Linked DNA regions of Mus musculus: all the other regions are linked to region 1. The links are chromatin loops, found by intact Hi-C in ENCODE. Cell type or tissue: left cerebral cortex. All regions are shown on one strand. Each heading gives the region's core, and the rest is flanking DNA. Links, peaks and the distances in the headings are about the cores only. Region 1 has its middle 180 kb from the start of Gm39233. Region 2 overlaps Cdh11 (cadherin 11). Region 3 has its middle 230 kb from the start of Cdh11.

Region 1 (6,377 bases), core at 1,923-4,422:
AGGCTAAAGACCAGGAACTTTTATAAGGTAAAAGATTTGGGCCATCTTAAACAGCACAGCTGTGATGGCTTAAAACCAGCACAGCTCATTGTTATAAGTGCACTTATAACAATGAGAAAATGTTTTCCTATTACTCAGAGTCTTTAGTTAGCTGAGATCTGTTAAAATTCTTAGTGCACCACGGTCTCAGCCTCAGGCTTCCTATCTATAAAATGAAACCCATAAGTTAATGCATGTGAGATTTTAGCAGATTTGATTACAACGCACTCAATGTTTGAGCTCAACAATTCTCAGATTGTAATGCCTGTGACCCACAGAATGAAATTTCCTGAAAACACAGTACATGTATAGCTGGAAGAAAATTGGGACATGAATGCTATATCTCTCTCTTTTTAAAGTGGATTTATTTTAATTTTCTTTGTCTAGTTATTTTGTCTGCATGGATATCCATGCACCATGGGTGTGCAGTGCCCCTCAAGACCAAAAGAAGGAGGGTGCCTGAAACCCTGGAACTGGAGTTCCTGCTACTCTGGAACTGGAGTAGGTCATTAGCAGATGTATCAGTTGTGGCTGGGCATCCCCTAGTCATTAATTCTCTGCATTTTGGCCAGTTATAGATCTCTTAGTAACCTTTCTTTGCTGAAGAAAAGAAACTATATCAATAAAAGGTAAGAACAAAGCTTGTCTGTGCCTACAAGGATAAGTGTTTAGCATACAGTTGTAATCATTTTAATTTAGGAAAATAGCAGTAATCAAGCACTCAAGGTTCTATGATTTCTTTGGACATGGGCAATTTTTGCTTGACCAGGCATGAATTTCTTCTCAAAACTGGACAGTAAAATAAGGTAATAAAAATGGGCTACATTATATTTGGGGAGACCCTTGAACCTAAATTGAGCAAAAATGCAAAGGAAAATTTCCTATGGCATTAAAAATCTTCTTTAGGGGGGAGTCTACAATGGAGTGGATAGTTATTACTTTATATGTCAAAAATCTATTTAAACTAAGTATGTGTATAAAGTAATGTACTTCCATACAGCTTTTTCAAACATATTTAGTGGTATATATCTCTTACCCCTTCTCTCCATTCATATCCTTCCATGATTGTCCTTCATGAAAACTGTGGCACCTTTCTTTCTTTCTTTCTTTCTTTCTTTCTTTCTTTCTTTCTTTCTTTCTTTCTTTCTTTCTTTCTTTCTTTCTTTCTTTCTATATATATATATATATATATATATATATATATATATATATAATATTAACTTCTTTTGCTCCAATTATACTCCTCTATTTTGCTATTCCTAAATAGTTATATTTCTACTTTTACATGATATGGTGGGATAAATTTCCATCCATCTATCCATAAGTACATATGTACATCTATATTATATCAATAGTCTGTATATATGCATGGAATTGTACAAATATATGCATTTTAACTAGTTCCCTATGTAAGGGAGAATTGACACTTGTGTTACTAATTTCACTTAAAACACAGTTATCTCACTTTCATCCATGTTCTGTAAAATTGATCATGTACAAACACCATACTTTCTTTATCCACCCATCAGCTGATAGGCATCAGAATTTGATTCCATGACTTGCCTACTAAGAATATTTTCAGAATATGCCTAATGGAGTCCGCTCCATGATGGCCTGATCTATTCCATTGGGTATACATCCTGAAGTGCTATAGTTATATCATGTGAAAGTTTTATTTATGGAACATCTATGATGATTTCTGTACTGGCTCCACTAGTAGACTGATTTACACCCTTCTGGCCATTTTTTTTTTCTCACACAACTGAATGTTAAGATTTCCTTTGAGGCAGAGCTTATTATGAACATCCCAGGAAGCAGTCTTTCTGTTCCATGCAACATTTTCCTGAGACACCAGTTCTTAAGGTACCATTCAAAGAGTCTTTCCCACCTACTATCTGATGGCGATGATCTGTCCAATATGAAGAACTTGAGGAAGCCTTCTCTCTTCACTTTCAGCTAATAAAGAATCTCCCAGGGAATTCTCAAGTACTTTAGGATGCTCAAAGATTATATTTCCATCGTTTTGGCATTGTCTTCTGAAGCCTGAATGATTATGAAACACACAGGGATATTTGATGAGTAAGGAGTGCATATCATATTCTAATTCAACATTAACAGGCAACACAAGGCTTCCCTAAACTCTATTTGAAGCCGAAGATGTAGGCTTTACTTTTAAAGGTCAGCAACAAAAATATGAACATTTTTTTAAACCAAGTCTATGGGTTGGGAAGGAGGGGAAAGCAGACTGTCTCTGTCCTCAACATAATGTGAGAATAGGTTGGGGAGACCACACATAGTAAAGTTTCTGGTTCACACAATGTAACCCCAGCCAGCCTTCTCTAAACCTTTTTCACAGTGCTGTTGAGCCAAACAGGTGTCTGTCTTTACTAAATTACAAGAGATTTAAGAAATGAAAAGATAGCTGGGATGAGAGCAATGTAACAATTCTGAGTCTTGATATTTTTTTAATGTGGGTGTTCCATATGTCACATCCTAGTGGGTTCCAACTTTGCTGGGCCCAGAAGAACTATGATTCTGTGTTTGCTTCATGGGGGACAGACGGTATGCTCTTTCTTATATTGTTCTTACCTCCTGAGCCTCTGTTGAAGGGAGATCCTGGGGGGGGGGTATTTTTAGAGTCATGTCTGAAGAAATCCAATGGATAACTGTAGCAGTCACTAGACACCAAAGAATAGGAAAGGTGGGCTACACCCTTTCTCTAACAGGAATGGCTATTTAGCTGAAGTTTACTCTACAATATCCTCTGGACTAAGTGGCTTCTATGTTTCCTTCTAATGTGCTCCTGTCTGGAAGCTACAGAGTTACCAGCATACAAATGAAACTTAGCTCAAAGTGTTTCATGAAAAGTGAAGGAACAAAAGAAATGCACTGGAAATAAAACTTGGCCATGAGTCTCCCGTGTTCAGCTTTCTGTGAGTCAGCCTAGAAAACAGCCCCAGTTTTAGAAAGTGGTGGGAAGGTGGGAAGAAAAGCCACTATCGAATAAGGTTTGATTCGGAGAGCAAGTCCTCTCTGCCTGGAGCCACATGGCCTCGGGAAAGAAGTTAAACAGCGCCCACTCCAGTCCTTTACCTACAGAGGAGGAATACAGTTTTAAGATGAAAGTATGTATCTGTTCAACTGCCTCTCTTGTTATTGACTCATTCGTTGAGCAAGGCATGCTTACTGTGTACTGTTGGCTGATTACTGAAGCAAGCGTTGTTTTATCTGGTGAGCAATGTGGAGTTAAGTCTGAGAGATTACCAAATTTACTGTTATTCTCTATCAGTAACCTTTTCATTCCATAGCCTCCATGGCAATGTTCTCTCATACTGAACCCTTGTGCTGATCTCAACCTGCCCACTGGTATCCTTAATAACAGAGCTTCATAATACTTATAGTATTTCTAGCTTTATCTCTTTCTCTTCCACCTAATTCTTAAAACTACATTTTTTTAAAAGAAGCCATTTTTTTTTCTGTTTTTTTTCTTGATTGTGACTGTTGACTGATAGTCTTAAGAAGCTGAGCATATAGCCTATTTATCTAGAGTGTTCCATGTTTCCTGGCCTCACTAATTGGTCCAAAGAAAATATTTTACCCAAACAGCAGTCTTCTTTTTGACTTATCACATGCATTGTTAGAGAGGGCCCCTTTTTATTTGTGTATGGACCACCAAGTACACAATTTCCAATGCATTTATGTATGTATGTGTGTATCTGTGTGGGCATGTATGTATGTGTATGTACACACACACACACACACACACACACACACACACACACACACACGTACACCCTTTCATCCTTCATTAGCCTGCACCTACTGCTTACCAGTAGGGAATATTTTGTTTCTCTTATGTTGAATTGCTGTCTTTTTTTGGGGGGGGGGGGCTGGGTTTTAAAGCTAATTTTTCGTGTATCTGTTTACCTGCTCAGCCCATGCTATTTCACATATTTTAAAAGTAAGTTATTTTATATATTATCCCTCATTTAGATATTTTAATGACTTGATGTTGCTAATCATTAAGATCTATAGTATTTCAGCACTTGTGCTAATTGATGTAGAAGTGTTATCTTATTTAATTATTAGACTGTTAATAGTAGAAAGATTTTAATATTTCTTTTTGTAGGATAATTAAATGCAACAAGTTTTGCAATGAAATACAAGTTAAAACTGCCTTGCAAAATCAGCATACTACTAACACTTGCATGTATATTTGTATCGATGTGCTATTCACTATAGTCAGAGCATTGGCCTATGCTAGGTATTGAAAATATGGCACAAATTCACAAAGCAATCTCTGCAATTGTAAACAAAAATTAAACTACAGTCATTGCAAAATCTGTGAAGAACAGGCAATAATTAATTTAAATTAAGTAAACTAGAACTGAAAAGAATACCACATCGTTTTTCTTATATGATGAATGTGTCTCTGAATATATATATACTCATACAAACATATTATATATATATATACATATACTGGCTGGTTTTGTGTGTCATCTTGACACAGGCTGGAGTTATCATAGAGAAATGAGCTTCATTTGGATTAGTGCCTCCATGAGATCCAGCTGTGGGGCATTTTCTTGCTTGGTGATCAAGGGGAGATGAGGGCCCATTGTGAGTGGTGCCATCCCTGGGCTGGTAGTCTTGGGTTCTATAAGAGAGCAAGGAAACAAGCCAGTAAGAAACATCCCTCCATGGCCTCTGCATCAGCACCTGCTTCCTGACCTACTTGAATTCCAGTACTGACTTCCTTTAGTGATGAACAGCAATGTGGAAATATAAGTTGACTAAACCCTTTCCTCCCCAACTTGCTTCTTGGTCATGATGTTTTATGTTTTGTGTGATATGCAACAAATCCTGAACACACACACACACACACACACACACACACACACATATATATATATATATATATATATATATATATGTATAAACCAGCCTACTCATTCCTAGAGTAAGTGAACAAAATGTCAGATCAGATGCCAGATCTTTTCTTAACATATGATATCTACTTATAAGTGAGTTCATACCATGTTTATCCTTCTAGGTCTGGGTTTCCTCACTCAGAATTTTTTTTTTTTTTTTTTTGAGTTTCATCCATTTGCCTGAAAATTTCATAATTTCATTGTTTTTCACAACTGAGTTATATTCCAAGTTTGAATATAGCACATTTTCTTTATTCATTCTTCAGTTGATGCATATCTAATTTGTTTCCATTTCTGGATACTACAAATAAAGCTGCTATGAACACAGTTGAACAAATCTAGGTTAGAGGATAGGTTGTCCTGTGAGTATATGCACAGAAATGGTATAGCTGGGTCTTGAGGTAGATTGATTTCCAATTTTCTGAGAAACTGCCATATTGACTTCTGAAGTGGCTGTACAAAGTCCGTAGGCCCAGAAAAGCTAAGTAACAAGGAAGGTATTAAGGAGGAACACAAGAATGTCCATGGGATGGAGAAACAGAATAGATTTCTCCGGTGGACTGGAGACTGGTGGGGTTGGGAACAGGAGGGATCAGTTGTGGGGATGGAGAGAAAAAATACTTGGAGAAATGACTGGAATTTGGGTCAGCATTTGATGGCAATGTAGAAAATTAGTGCAATGGAAACTACATGAAATCTACTAGTGTAACCCTAGCAAAGACTCTGAGTAGTGGGGTGCATGTCATCTTCTGTATGAACAGACCATCTTCCTGTCAGGCAAAGCCACACAAAGCCACGCAAAGCATCAAGTGGAGGGATTAAGACATCAACCCAGTCATGAAACCTTCAACCTATGGTTTTTCCTGCCTGAAAATGGTTCTGGGACTGGAGCATCACGAAATCACCATCAAAGAGACCAGAGAAATTTCATATAGAAACTAACGGAAGTGGTTGCATAGTCCTACCACCAAATATCAAGCAGAGCTCTGGAAGTCCAGTGAAGGAAGGGGAGGAATTATCCGATGAGTCAAAAGTGTCAGGGTTACACCATGAGAACATGGCCCACAGAGTCATCGGACTAGAAAACATAGAGACTGCAGAAATTATGGAGGCTGCAGTAATCTTACCTAGGTCTTTTGCAATTATGAGTAGCCTGCTGTTCTTGTGGGATTCCTGACAATGGGAGTGAGATCTATTCCTGTCTCCTTTTTCTACTTGTGGGACTCTTTATCTCCTACTAGATCATCTTTTCCAGACTTGGTGTGATGGTCTGTACCTAGTTAACTTATCATGTGATGCTATGTTTCTTTCATGTCCCTGGGAGGCTTTCTATTTTCTGTGGTGATACAGAAATAGCGGGGGCAGGATAGATCTCAGGGAGAAGGGAGGTCTGAGGGAGAGACTGTG
Region 2 (6,377 bases), core at 2,506-5,005, 290 kb before region 1:
GCAAAGCAGAAGGGCTTTTTTTTGGGGGGGGGGTGAGGTTAAAAATCAGAGAAAAGGGAGGCAGCCTGCTGTGGACGCAGGCAGAGCAGGGGTTTGAGGCGCCAGATGTGCGCTCCCCGGTTCTTTGATTGTTGCCCCCCCCCCGGGGTGAGGGGCTGTTGCACCAAGGCTTCAGCACAGGGGGATTGCTTTGGGTTGGGGCAAGGAACTGCAGAGCGGAGCTCTGGACACGCAGACTGCTCCCGTGATGTCTCTAGGGAAAGTCGACCCCTGTGCGGTGCCCGCCCGCGCTGCGCCTGTTCCCCAGACAAGATCGCTCTCTGCGGGGTTCCTAGAGGGGATCCTCCCGCGCCTTCCTAAAGAGCTCCCCTAGACCCGGTGCCTGTGTAGAGAGTGCGGTCGAAGCCCAGAAGATAGCCGGCGGCCGGGAGGGAGCGGCGATTGGATTGGCCGCACTTTGATAGTGTGGGTCGGGGGCTGTGGACTGCGGCTCAGAGGCTGGGGGTTGCGGTGTGAGCTAGCCCCTCCAGCCCCCGCCTTTTCGGGGACTTCAGTCACCTATCCTAACCTCCCAGTGATGCAGGGAATGCTCTGTGAGCGGCTCAGACTCAGACTAGACTCGGGCTTGGACTGGAGGAAGCTTTCTAGGGTCAATGTTAACTTTGAGAATCAAACCTTCCCGGAAAGCCTGCGCCTCCTCTCGGAGCGCTCCAAGCCTCCACTGTTTCCTCACAATCGGCCTCCCTCCCTGTGCTTGGCCTCCCAGCCGGGATGTGCTGAGAGCAAGGAGCAGCGGGAAGCTGGAGGCTGCGGGAGCATCCAATTCCCCTCGCAACCCAGCCTAGCCTTGGCAGGGTCTTTTCGCTCCTGGTCCCCGGAGAAAGTGGGACCCAGGAGGCTTCCTATTCTCTCTCTTGCCAAGGCCCGGATTTCACCCGGGCTCCGCACTCCTGCCTTCAGCGGGTGAAAGGTTCGCTAGATGTTCGAAGAAGCCCTGTTGCTTTTTGTTAATAATGCAGCAGGAATTTCACGGGCTATCGCACTGCTATGAAGAAATTGCATCTTCTAATTATTTAACGGTGCCGTTTCTGCATGACGGAGGGTCGTCCCTGAGGGCTGGGAGTGGGTTTGTTAATGAAAGCCTGGCACTGCAGGAGGGTAGAGATTTGTCTAAAAGTCTCCCCTTCATTTTTTTTTTTTCTTCAAGAAATCTTTAACGATGGCTCCCGAATCCTTTCCTATTTTCTCCTGATCGGTCTTATCTGTGGACTAGGAAGCAGTAAGTTTTGGGTTTAATCACAGAAAGCAGTGATAATTAATCTGGCGAGAGGATAGATCAATTTCCTTATCTCTAGGGCTCGTAGCAGACGTCCAGGGGTTTGCGGGGTGTCTGGAATTTCTGGGGACCGGTCTACAGATGTGTTCTCAGGACCGAGGATCCCTCTCATCAGCATATTAACGAGGCTGAACTGAGTGCGAGCGCCTTTAAGGGTAGCAGAGAAAAAAGAGAAGGGACTGGCCTTCATTTCAATAATGTTGGAATTGTTTTCTCTCATAAGCAAGGAGACAGAGCCCCAGAACCTAGAAAGGGATGCTCAACCCCAGCTGCAGGCAGCTTGGTCTTCTATCAGAACAAAGGAATAAAAGTTACAAAACAAAGGGACATAGCTGTGGCCAGTACTAGAGGGACCCTGAAGCCACAGGCACATTAAGTTCCTTAAACAATCTCTGACTCTTAAGTTTTAGGGTTGGCCAGTTAGGCCCTCGTATTCGAACCCTCTGTGCAAAACATCTATCCTGCCTAGTACAAAGGAATGTGATCAGCACTCAGAAGAGACCAGACAGAGGCATCTAAAGGCCAGGAAACTTTGCTGGGTGGAACTGGGGTTTGCATCTTGCCTTCTGAGACAAGGCATTGCACCCCAACAAACATATTGAAGTCCTTGGAGTCTATACTTGTATCTTTAGTAGCAAGCAATGGTTACTGACACTCTTATAATTATTAGTTCTATATGTCCTGATTGGGATGTCATATGGAGAGAGAGAGAGAGAGAGAGAGAGAGAGAGAGAGAGAGAATGAGAGAGAATCTTCATCTCTGGAGTGTGTGTGTGTGTGTGTGTGTGTGTGTAAACAATTAGGATAATGGAAATGAGATGATCTAGTCTTGGAAATTTGTTTAACGTGGATTTATTGCATACTAGGAAAAAAACAAAAGCAAAAAGAAAAAAGAAAGAAAAGGAAAGAAAGAAAGAAAGCCTTTAAAAATAGTTTTTGTGGAAACACTGGGCCATCTTGATAACACTCCAGAATTTACATTATGTTCGGAACGCTTATCAGTGCACCACAGCAAATTACTAGAAACTTAAATTCTATTTTCAATTAAGATGCAATCTTTTGTTAATTTAAATAAAAGTAAAAGCTACAGCTCTCTCTCTCTCTCTCTCTCTCTCTCTCTCTCTCTCTCTCTCTCTCTCTCTCTCTCTCCTCTCTCTGGCACAGAACTCATATTTCCACATTTTCTGTGGTGGCTTCAGAATGTTTATTTGTGGGAGAAGGGTGCAGAGTTGGAGAGCTATGTCATCATTTGGGGGAATGTGGATCAATTTCATGCCCCTTTAATGCACATGTCTTCATAATTCATGGTTTTTCTTTCACTTTGAATAGAATTACATGGCTGCTTTGTCAGGATTCAGGTTTGGAGACCCTCATATGGAAGGGAATCACCACGACATTGACTTCATGGTTTGATTTACAGTCACAAAACCTACACTCCCACAAGCTCTGAGTGTCTGGAAACCTTTCCTATAAGTGCCAATAACCTAGGAATCAGACAATCTACATAGACTTTGATCTACAATATGTAAATCTATGTTTCCGAACCACCTAAACAAGGGCTACACATCTGATTTTAGTCTTCAACCCCAATGCTTTTATGTTGAAAGCTCAAAAGTCTGCTATGTTTATTCGAGCCTATTTTCAACACTGACTTTTTAAAACTTTGATTATTGTGTGCCCATTTACTGACTAATAATTACAAAATACACTTCATGGAGTTGAGGGGAGGCAGTGAACTTTTTCTCTTACAATCAATTCCCTGAGAATTGCTATGAATTTCTAAGTATTCCCTTAGAAATATTCATTTAATTTATATGCTCACTAGTGAGTGATTTTACTGCATCAAAATATACATGCAGTGAATTTCTCCTTTATGAAATTGGTCATTACTTCATCAGACGTTGGCTAATGTATCAAGAGCTCACATTCTTTATTTATAGTTTGAAGACGTCAATGTTTCCACTTCAGAGTTAGTGCTCCAGAAATATATAAAGATATCTAGCCTAACTAAAATTATAAGTTAATTTTTAATGGAAAAAAAGGAACAAAATCCACAGGTTTGTTGGAGGAAGAAAGGAAAAACAGGAGAAAGTTGGAAACATTTTAATTTCCTCGTCTGCATTCACCAGTCCATCAGAATGACTGTGATGGTCATCTAGAGTTTCCACTCTATGTTGGAAGGACTAAAGAACAGAGTGAAGGAGGATAACTAAACATCTTTCTGCTTTACATTTGCACTGACATTGAGAGACTTGTGCATCTATGGGAATGGACTCCTTTGCGGAAGATTGCGCTTTTGGCCACTAGAGGGCAATGGTGACCTTCTCCAACTTTCGACATGGAGCCCCTCTGCTTTTTGAGGGCACCGTGAAAAGCAGTTTTGTTACTAGTCTTGTCTGCACCTCTGCGAAGAGGCCAGATTCCTGTCTCCGCAGCTCGGGCTCTGCTCCGGTAGATTGTGTGCATGACCGTCTTCCGAGTGGGAGGATTTGTTACCGGCAGTCTTTTCGTCCTTCTTTGGACTTTGCTAGAAAGTTGGGAATTTTTGTGACTTGACATTGTCTAAGACAAAGCCTGAGGATTGGGGTTGAGCCGATGATAAGCTAAGGTTAGCTGTCACCGAGGCAGCTATGTGCCAGATGTGCACATGTATGGAGATGGATGAATAGGTGATGCTGATTTTGTTTGTTTGGGTAGGAAGAGCATTTTGATTTGGGAAGGAGAACGGGATGAATTAGAAGTGGGGGAGGGGAGTAGTCCTGATGTGTATTTAATAACATTACCTCTTCTTTCAAGAGGTTTTAAAGACATCTGCGAGACACTTGCAATCTGCAAAATAAATAAATAAATAAATAAATAAGTAAGTAAAATAAGTGCAGTTTAATTTTTGGTAAACACTTTGGAGTATGCAGTTTTAATATAGCAGCAGATGTTTTACTATTACTCTTAACTCATCCCTGATATTGCTGTATAAAACCTAACTTTATCACAGAATAAAATTTAATTCAAATTTAGTCCTCAATCACTGGGGTTTAACCATTAAGGGTTATTTCTTTCTTTCTTTCTTTTCTTCTTTCTTTCTCCCTTTCTTTCTTCCTTTCTTCAGTGATACGGACAGGATAGTTTATGATTAAATTGCATATTTGGGGCTGTAGAAACTTATATTTGCTACTGTTTGGTGGTGTCATTGCTACCGTTCAGAAGAACTGAAGAACTAATGCTATGTCATAATTAAGAGGAAAAATCTATTAAAAATAAGTACAGCTTTAAGTGGATAGTTCTGCATTTATTTATTTATTTATTTACCGAATAGAGTTGCTTCCCTGGTAGTTCAGCAGTAGAATTCTTAGCAGCTCTGAGCTGTGTTGGAATTTGTGGACATTTGATGGAGATGGAATCAATGCAAATGGATTATGGGAGGGACTATGAAGTCACTTAGTGGAAAGTAAGATGAAGTGTTTTGTAAACTGGTGCTCACTCACCACCTGACAGTTGATTTAACTTCTAAAGAAATGGCAATTTTACATTTTCATGGCTCTCGGATAGTGCACATTGGAACTGTAAACCAATTTTCATTGTCATTTGGTTTAGTGGGAGGGCATTTGTAGACATCTGGGATACTTCCCTATAGAAACTGTTGTTCCATAACCTAACAGTTAATTGAAGTTCAAGTCAGGCAAAATATTTGGTACCTAAGGATGCTAAATGAGAAAGGACTCTGATGGATAAGGGGAAGAAATCAGAGAGGGCATAAGAGAAAAATGGGGCAGGGTTATCAACTTTCTCTAAAGTGCTCTCTCTTATTTTTCTTGGATCTTCCAAAGTCCCCAGGTAGAACATTTTGGGGGCTGAGTCTGGAAGTTTCCATAAACGACTCTTCTGCCAGGGAACAGGGCATTACTGTGTGGCTTCTGTAATTGTGTACTCCTTGAAGAGTGTTTGTGAATAAACATCGCTTTCTTATCAGATTCTCTATGTTGTTGCAGATGGGGAGAGAAGCCTTTATCTCCTGATCTGGCCCATCCCACTGGAGTGACTTTTACACATTAAACTCCGCTCTCACTGTTCAGATCTTTTATAAGGAATGACTTCAGGCCCAGTGTCACCCTCCATATAATGGTGACCTAGTTATGAGAACAAGCTCAGTGGTCGGGTGGCTCCTCCCTCCTCTTAATTTCAGACACCTAGAGATCTGTTTCCAGTTCTCCTCAGGTTCCACCAGTGAATGGAGAATTTGAGGAGAGGCCATGGCTCTCCATGTTAGATTTTACTTCTAAATAAGAATAAGCTTGGTGTGACTGGCTCTGATGATTAAACTGAGGGCACTCACTGTGGTCTTTGGGAACATTTTGCCTGTGAGCATGTTGTGAAAGAGGTAGGGTGTTTTTCATCATTGCTGAAGTTTGACCCAGTTATTTAATCATGGCGGTAGCCTTGCTCAGCATCATGGTGACAATGAGGACAGGGAAGGTGAGCTTAGGCCGGTGTTTGCAGGGTTAAACATGCCATTATCTAAACCTTTGTCTTTTATTCATCATGTTTTTTTTTTCCCATTGCTCTTTAAAACGATATATTCATTTATTGTGTGTCTATATATGCGTTCTCTCTGTGTGTGTCTTGCACCCATGGAGGCTGGAAGAAGGCATGAAATCATTTGGAACTGGAGTGAAAGAGCTGTGAGCTGCCACGTCAGGGCTGGAAACTGAGCCCAGGTTTTCTGTAAGAGCAGCAAGTTCTGTTACCCACTGTATCCTCTCTCCAGGTCCTTTTCCAGTAATTTTGACTTTAAAATACGGCATTAAGTATTATTGATTTTGATTACTCAGGGTTGTATCTTAATCACCATACATACATGTTCTTCACGGAGAATACACCATTGAGCTGATCCTGGTCCCAGCCACATCTTCTCAGAACTTTAAGTAGCCTGCATTCAAAGTTTCTTTGTTTATGGATAGCCAGTGAAGACTAACCCACAAACAATGTGAAGACTTAGATGCTTTTTCTGAAAAAACAGACCTCACAGTAATATCTGTGTTCTGAG
Region 3 (6,377 bases), core at 2,046-4,545, 66 kb before region 1:
TGATCAAAGCTCAAGATAACGGATGACATAGGTCCAAGGGGGAACCAATTGACATTGTTTGCCTAAATGTTCATGTGGTCGGACTGCCTTCTGAATGTTTGTCTTTTCACACATAGGCTTGGGCATCTCTCAGCTTTGGAGAGAGAGGCTTCTTATTACAGTAAACATTGGTTAATACAGAGACTCATAATGATGCCAAGTGGTGAGAATAAACAACTGTCAGTGCTTAGCTTTGGATGGTACCACGATTTCAACTTCTCCCCAAGGATCAGAGAACACTGTGGAAAGCAGTCCAGAAAGAATAACTGTTAAAGTCAGAAGCCATGGAAAAATGTGCAAAATGCCTTCCTCTGGGCCTGGCATGGTTTTGCACATCAAAACTCATAACATCTCCAGTGTGTGCACTGAGAAACCCTAGATTGGAGGTAGATGAGTCTTCTGAAGAACATTACTAGAAAAAGAACTATTGACAGCTGATGGCTACTGAGATTCCAAGAGTCACTTTTTTTTTTTAAACTAAGATAAGAGTCACTTATCTTTCAGTAATGGCCACTGGCAGGTTACTCATGCCTAAGTTGATGACTTGCTAACCATTCTGCACATAGGAAGCCCTAACTGGACTCTTGTGTTATTAAAAAAAAAATTAAAAAAAACTTCATGGTAAAAATGAGGTATACTGGCTCAGAAAGCCAAAGTTGGGGCATAAGGAGAGGACTGGAGGAAGATACAATTAATGTGTATAGCACACAGGTATGACATTTCAAAGAAAATCTATTTTTTTAATCTAATTTTCCCTATATCCCCCTTACCCATTTGCCCCTTGTCTTGTTATTTCCCTCTAGGCAAGTCTTTCTTTTCTATAGTGTCCTGTGACAGCTGTTCAAAGACTTCAGGTGACCTGGAGAAGAAAGATGTGTGAGGAGGTGGTTGTTGTTGCATGATTGCTTGTTTGTTTGTACTGAACAGGATATCCAGAAACTACGGAAACTCCTCACTAAATTCTGCTTTACAGTTAAATTATTTTAGAAACAAGTCGCTGGTTTTATCTAGTAGTAGAAGATAGCTTTATCTCCGTAAACACCTTCTCTGGCGATCCTTCCCATGGAATACATATAGCACTCTAACTAACTGAAATCTTATTTGGGAATATGGCTTGCTGGGGCTACTATGTACTGGGCAGAAAAAGCTTAAGCCATATTTGAGTAGAGACACCAAAACCAATCATGGTTTGGGGGGAACGTGCTGACATAAAGTGCTTGCTGGCTGGCTGTGCAAGAATCAAGATGTAAGTTCAGATACCTAGGACCCACGTAAAAGATACGCACGATAGCTTGGATTTGTAATCTCAGTTCTGGGATGGCAGAAACTGAAGGATCTCTGTTGTTTATCTGCAATCTAGGCTAGGCAAATGCTTAAACTCGGGTTTGAGGCGTGAGAAGAGAGCTTATTACAAAAATTAAGGTGTGAGACATAAAAGACTATATATATATATACATACATACATACATACATATTCAAGTGCTCCCTTGGGGGGAGTATAGAAGCACATACACATATATAAGCATACATACACACAGAAATGCACATACAAACAGATATACAAAAAAATACATACATAAGCTAGCATAGCTTCATATACACATAAACTTACATGCACACATTTTTATCCATATGCACACACATAAAGGCATATACATTCATAAACCATGCATGTATATATTTATATATATATATATATATATATATATATATATATATATATATACATACATACACACACACACACACACACACACACACACACACACACACACACATACACACACAGTATCCCATACAGAGCCCAATCCTGCATCTTTAAATAGAGAGGCATATGATACAATGTAGCATACAAGTTACAGACAATCTGTACATTGTATGGATATTGGGATTGTAACACATCAAGTTTTAAGGATTGTTTGTCACAGAAGACAAAAACAAACAAACAGCCCATTGGCACAAATAGTGGGATTGTGTCTGTTATTAGAATTTATATACCTTATGCCATTGGAGTTGCAGGTTTCTTAATAGTCCTGATTTTCTGATAGAGAACTGCAAGTTTGCCCAGTCTACATATACAGATACAGATACAGATACAGATAGATACAGATACAGATACAGATACAGATACAGATACAGATACAGATACAGATACAGATACAGATACAGATACACACACACACACACACACACACACACACACACACACACACACACACAGTATTCATTTAAGAGAAAAGGGACAGGATTAGCAAAGTTCTGTTGATTCCTCTTTTAGTTCTTTGTCTTTAATTATATCCTGCTACATAAGTGAGCTGAGTCCGAGCAGTTCCCCATCTCACTGGAAGTTATATTAAGCTGAGCGGGATCCTAAGTGCACTTAATGGAAAGAGACATGAATTGTTAAGCATTATCCCAGTGACCTGGGAAGTTCATGCAAACGGCTCTCTTTATATCACGCTGTGTGTCATGTACCCTCCACACCTCGTGCAGAGCATGTTAGGGCAAATACCATGTCATGGAAGTGGGTGAGATGCCTCCCAGCTGTCAGACTGGCTACAAATGAGATCCGTGATGTTAGAGGCTGGGGCAAGAAGGGCAAGTCAGCAAATCCCTATTTATAGACATGTGGCAGAGTCAGAGGTATGGTAAGACAGGGTTCTGTACTGAGTCAGACAAGGCCATATCTACACACATGTGGAAGTAAACATGAGAAACAAGCAGGAAAAAACAGAAAAAAAAACGAAGCTGGAGATGGAGAGGGAGGTAGTCAAGAGAGTAGATGGAAAACTAAGGAAATGGAGATAAATTCCAAAGGCAGATAAGAGAGAGAGAGCAGAGGACGTAATCACCAATTCAGCAGTCATGATGATGAAGTCATGATGATCTTTTAAGCCTCAATTTGCTGGTAAGAAAATTGGACCTTGTATTTACATTTTAGATATTTCAATTAAGCTGCGATTCTGGTCTTTGCTTTTTATAAATTCTATTTTTTTTCTTACACTCTCTTAATGTTACCTCAGAACAACCACTTCTCTTTCCCTCTCTCAAATGGGATGCCACGAACCCTTGCCAGAAATATCAAGTTAATGCCCAGCCAACTCTAGTTCTGATTTATCTTCCACGTTGACTGGGAATAAAGGAGCCATACATTAAGGAACAAAACTCATTGCTGCAGTATTTTTAACCTTGTCTTTTAAAACATTTGGCAGACGTCCAGATCCTCCATATGTTCCGAGTATTAAACTTTACCATAAAAGGAAGTAAAGAGTTACATTTGAAGAAAGCTGCTATTGTATGGTCTGAAAGTCTGGCAGTTAAAAAAAAATAATCAAGCCCAACTTGAAATAACAGACGTTCTATGATCCTGCTGAACGTTTAAATCTCTCACAACAACATCCTGCTCTCCCCGGCACTGCAGATGTCATATTTCAGGAGCATTCTCAGTGACTTAGAGCAGACACATCGAGCTTCCGAGCCTGGGTTAATAAGGAAGCATTCCTAAGTAGTGAGGACTGGAAAGGAAAACTGGTGAGGAAGGGCCCCAGGGACCAGTCTTAGTGCATACTATCTTGTCAGCCCAGCAGAGCCTTGCAGAAGTAGGGGAGGCTTGCTAGTGCACAAGGTTCCTGGGGGAACATGAATATATGGAGTAGAAAGAAAATGCCGGTGCCTACATACATTTATATTCACACTTGTAAGTGGAAGTTATACCCATTTATGTAAAAAATAACAACAACAAAACAACAAAAAACTGTTAGAGAGCAAGACAGCTGCTCAGTAGACAAAGGCACTTGCTTTCAAGTCTGATGGCCTAAGATTAATTCATAGCACCTATGTGGTAGGAGAGAACCCAGTCCCCCATGTTTTCCACTGGTCTCCATGTTCATGCTGTGGTGTCTTGGAAGCAAGTTCAACAGACACATACACACAATGACACGTAGACACACAGATACAGAGACATACAGACACACACACACACTTTATGAAATTGTTTTCAAAAGACAAATATTTGTTTTATTGATGTCAACTGTTTTTGCTTTTTTGTTTTTTGGTTGTTTTGTAGTTGATAGCTGATAAGGCCTAGCAGAAAACAAACACTGTTATTCTGCTAAAGGACTATAACAATAAAAGGACTCCTTATGATTAGGGCCTTCTCAGCCATCCTTCCAATTGTTTTAGGTTGGGAACAAACACAGAAAGCCACAACTGGACACAATGTTCAGAGGGAGGGAGGGAGGGAGAAAGAGAGGGAGGGAGGGAGGGAGGGAGGGAGGGAGAGAGAGAGGTCTTAGAAGACTCCGTATATGGATGTTATCATCAAATCAAGGTTCAGGGAGCTGGGCAGAAGAGAGGGGGCAGAAAGAAAATGAGTCAGAGAAAATGGATGCTTCCAACAAACAGTGTCATGAGAAATAAAAGAGCACAGATACACATGCGAACTTACAGAGACTATGGCAGTATGCACAAGGCCTGTACAAGTTCAAGCCAGATGAAGTTCCAGTGCTGAGAGAAGAAAGTGGACAACAGCTCCCACCCCTAATACAGCTGCTATCTCCGATTGACATCCTGCTTGCAAAAAAAAATAATTAATTATCTCCAAAGAAGTCTTGTTGGGTACATTAATCTTGCTGAATGGTAGGTCCATGCTCAACTCTAGGTGATCAACACAACATCAACTCAATGTTATTTTTGTATGCATTTTGTGTCATTATTGTGTTTGAGCATATTTTTTTTGGTCTTACTAATCTTTTGTCTCTTTGATATTGTTTAGAATTTTGTGTTTTTATAGGTTTTATTTGCATGGTTGTCATATGCAACTTGTGTGTGTTCTCTTTTTACTTCTTATTTTTGTTTATCTATTTATTTGATTTTTAAAGAGAAGGAGGAAGAATAATCCTAGAGACAGGTGGGTGAAAAGGTGAAAGGGATGTGGGAGGAGTTGGGGAACAAGAATCAGAATGTATTATATGAAATTGTTCTCAATTAAATAACAAGAGTGAAAACGAGACAAATAGTTTTTCATAATATTGAGTCTTTTACTGAAGCTGATGCCATTTAACAACCCAGACCTGACGTCATCTGTACAAGGGCAACAATTCTAGACCTTCACCAGTGTTATTCTCCTACAGAGACCTGTAGCTCTGAGTGTAGAGTCAAACACTGACCAGCCAATGCAGCTTTGATGAAATTAACTTAATCAAAGAGGCAGGGATTTTGTTTTGGTTTGGTTTTTATTTCCTAAGATATAATCTCCATATGAAAACACAGTCTGGCCACTAAAGCTTTATCTTCCCTCTTTAACATAGGAAGACTTAGGGTTGTACCTCTGTACCATCTTGCTGGGGGCTAAGCCATGGATTTGAAAAATACCTGGAAATAGAAGATGAGTCAAATATAAAATCTGAAAGGCAAGCCAAAAGGATGGTAAGACATGAGTTTTAATTGCTTCCCCAAGCCTTACTCAGAGGACAAAATTCAAGCATAGCAGTTGAGTCAGATAAGTAAAAAATTCAGTAGTCTGACACTTTCACAAAACACAAACTTTACTCCACATGTAACTCTGAAACAGAAAGGGGACATTACTAGAAAAGTGAATGAAACGTAAATAAAGTCTACAACTTGTCAAATAGTATTGTGTCTTAATGCCTTTGGGATCTCTTTTATTTTATAATTATAATTGTATTTTCTCCATTGCTTTCCTCCTTGCAAATCCTTTAATTTACCCCTCCCTTATGTCTTTCAAATCATGACCTCTTTATTTGTTAACTGCTTTTCTATACTTATATGCATGTACATATAATTTTCTAAATACATAAATATATCATGTTCATTGTATTTGTTTCGTGGACATTTGTCTTCCTGGCTGACTATTTGGTATTGGATAATAATTGTGTGTCATTCCCCAGGGAATACTGTTTCTCCCACTCTCAGAATTCCCTTTATGCCTGTTGTTCTGTATATAGGATGGTGCCTTATGGGCTTTCCCTCATCCTTTCAACACCACCACCACCACCAACAACAACAACACCTTTCTCTTTGCAACAGAAAAAGACCATTACAGAAAATTATAACCAATCAAAATGCAGAGTTGTGGAGCCCAGTCTTAATGAATACACCTTCTAAACAACGCCCACACTTTAGACTCAGGGAACATTGTTGAATTGGAAACAGAAATTTTGTAAGACCCAGGAGATTAGGAAGTATTCTGTGAGGCTGTGTTTTTGAGTAGTATCAGAAGTTCCAGCCATAAATCCTTACTAACACGATTGTCTAAACATCAGCTAATATATTAGTTTTCATAGCCCTTTAGGAAAGAATGTTAACATTAAGGGAAG

Evidence for each region. A loop is a pair of places that touch in the nucleus more often than their neighbours do. Peaks named below come from ENCODE experiments on the same cell type or tissue, not always from the same donor. Only the 100,000 strongest peaks of a DNase experiment are listed, where the experiment ranks them.
Region 2: a loop joins it to region 1, with 4 times the contacts of the local background. A loop is called at or near these places in 3 of 42 quality-filtered maps.
Region 3: it touches region 1 in a loop (8-fold over the local background); 2 of 42 quality-filtered maps call a loop at or near these places.

Annotation. Positions count from the first base shown.
Region 1 is chr8:102,484,652-102,491,028 of GRCm38, reverse strand. No RefSeq gene overlaps it. Among named protein-coding and RNA genes, the nearest start is that of Gm39233, 180 kb to the right of the region's middle. In left cerebral cortex, for the core only: a CTCF peak has its summit at 3,128; DNase peaks (open chromatin) are centred at 2,289, 2,488 and 3,020; H3K27ac peaks cover 1,806 bases.
Region 2 is chr8:102,778,388-102,784,764 of GRCm38, reverse strand. All of the region lies in intron 1 of Cdh11 (cadherin 11), which reads left to right. Among named protein-coding and RNA genes, the nearest start is that of Cdh11, 3.5 kb to the left of the region's middle. In left cerebral cortex, for the core only: a CTCF peak has its summit at 3,633 (motif pointing right); a DNase peak (open chromatin) is centred at 3,656; H3K4me3 peaks cover 2,262 bases; H3K27ac peaks cover 842 bases.
Region 3 is chr8:102,550,620-102,556,996 of GRCm38, reverse strand. No RefSeq gene overlaps it. Among named protein-coding and RNA genes, the nearest start is that of Cdh11, 230 kb to the left of the region's middle. In left cerebral cortex, for the core only: no CTCF peak of the experiment used is centred there; a DNase peak (open chromatin) is centred at 3,321; H3K27ac peaks cover 1,466 bases.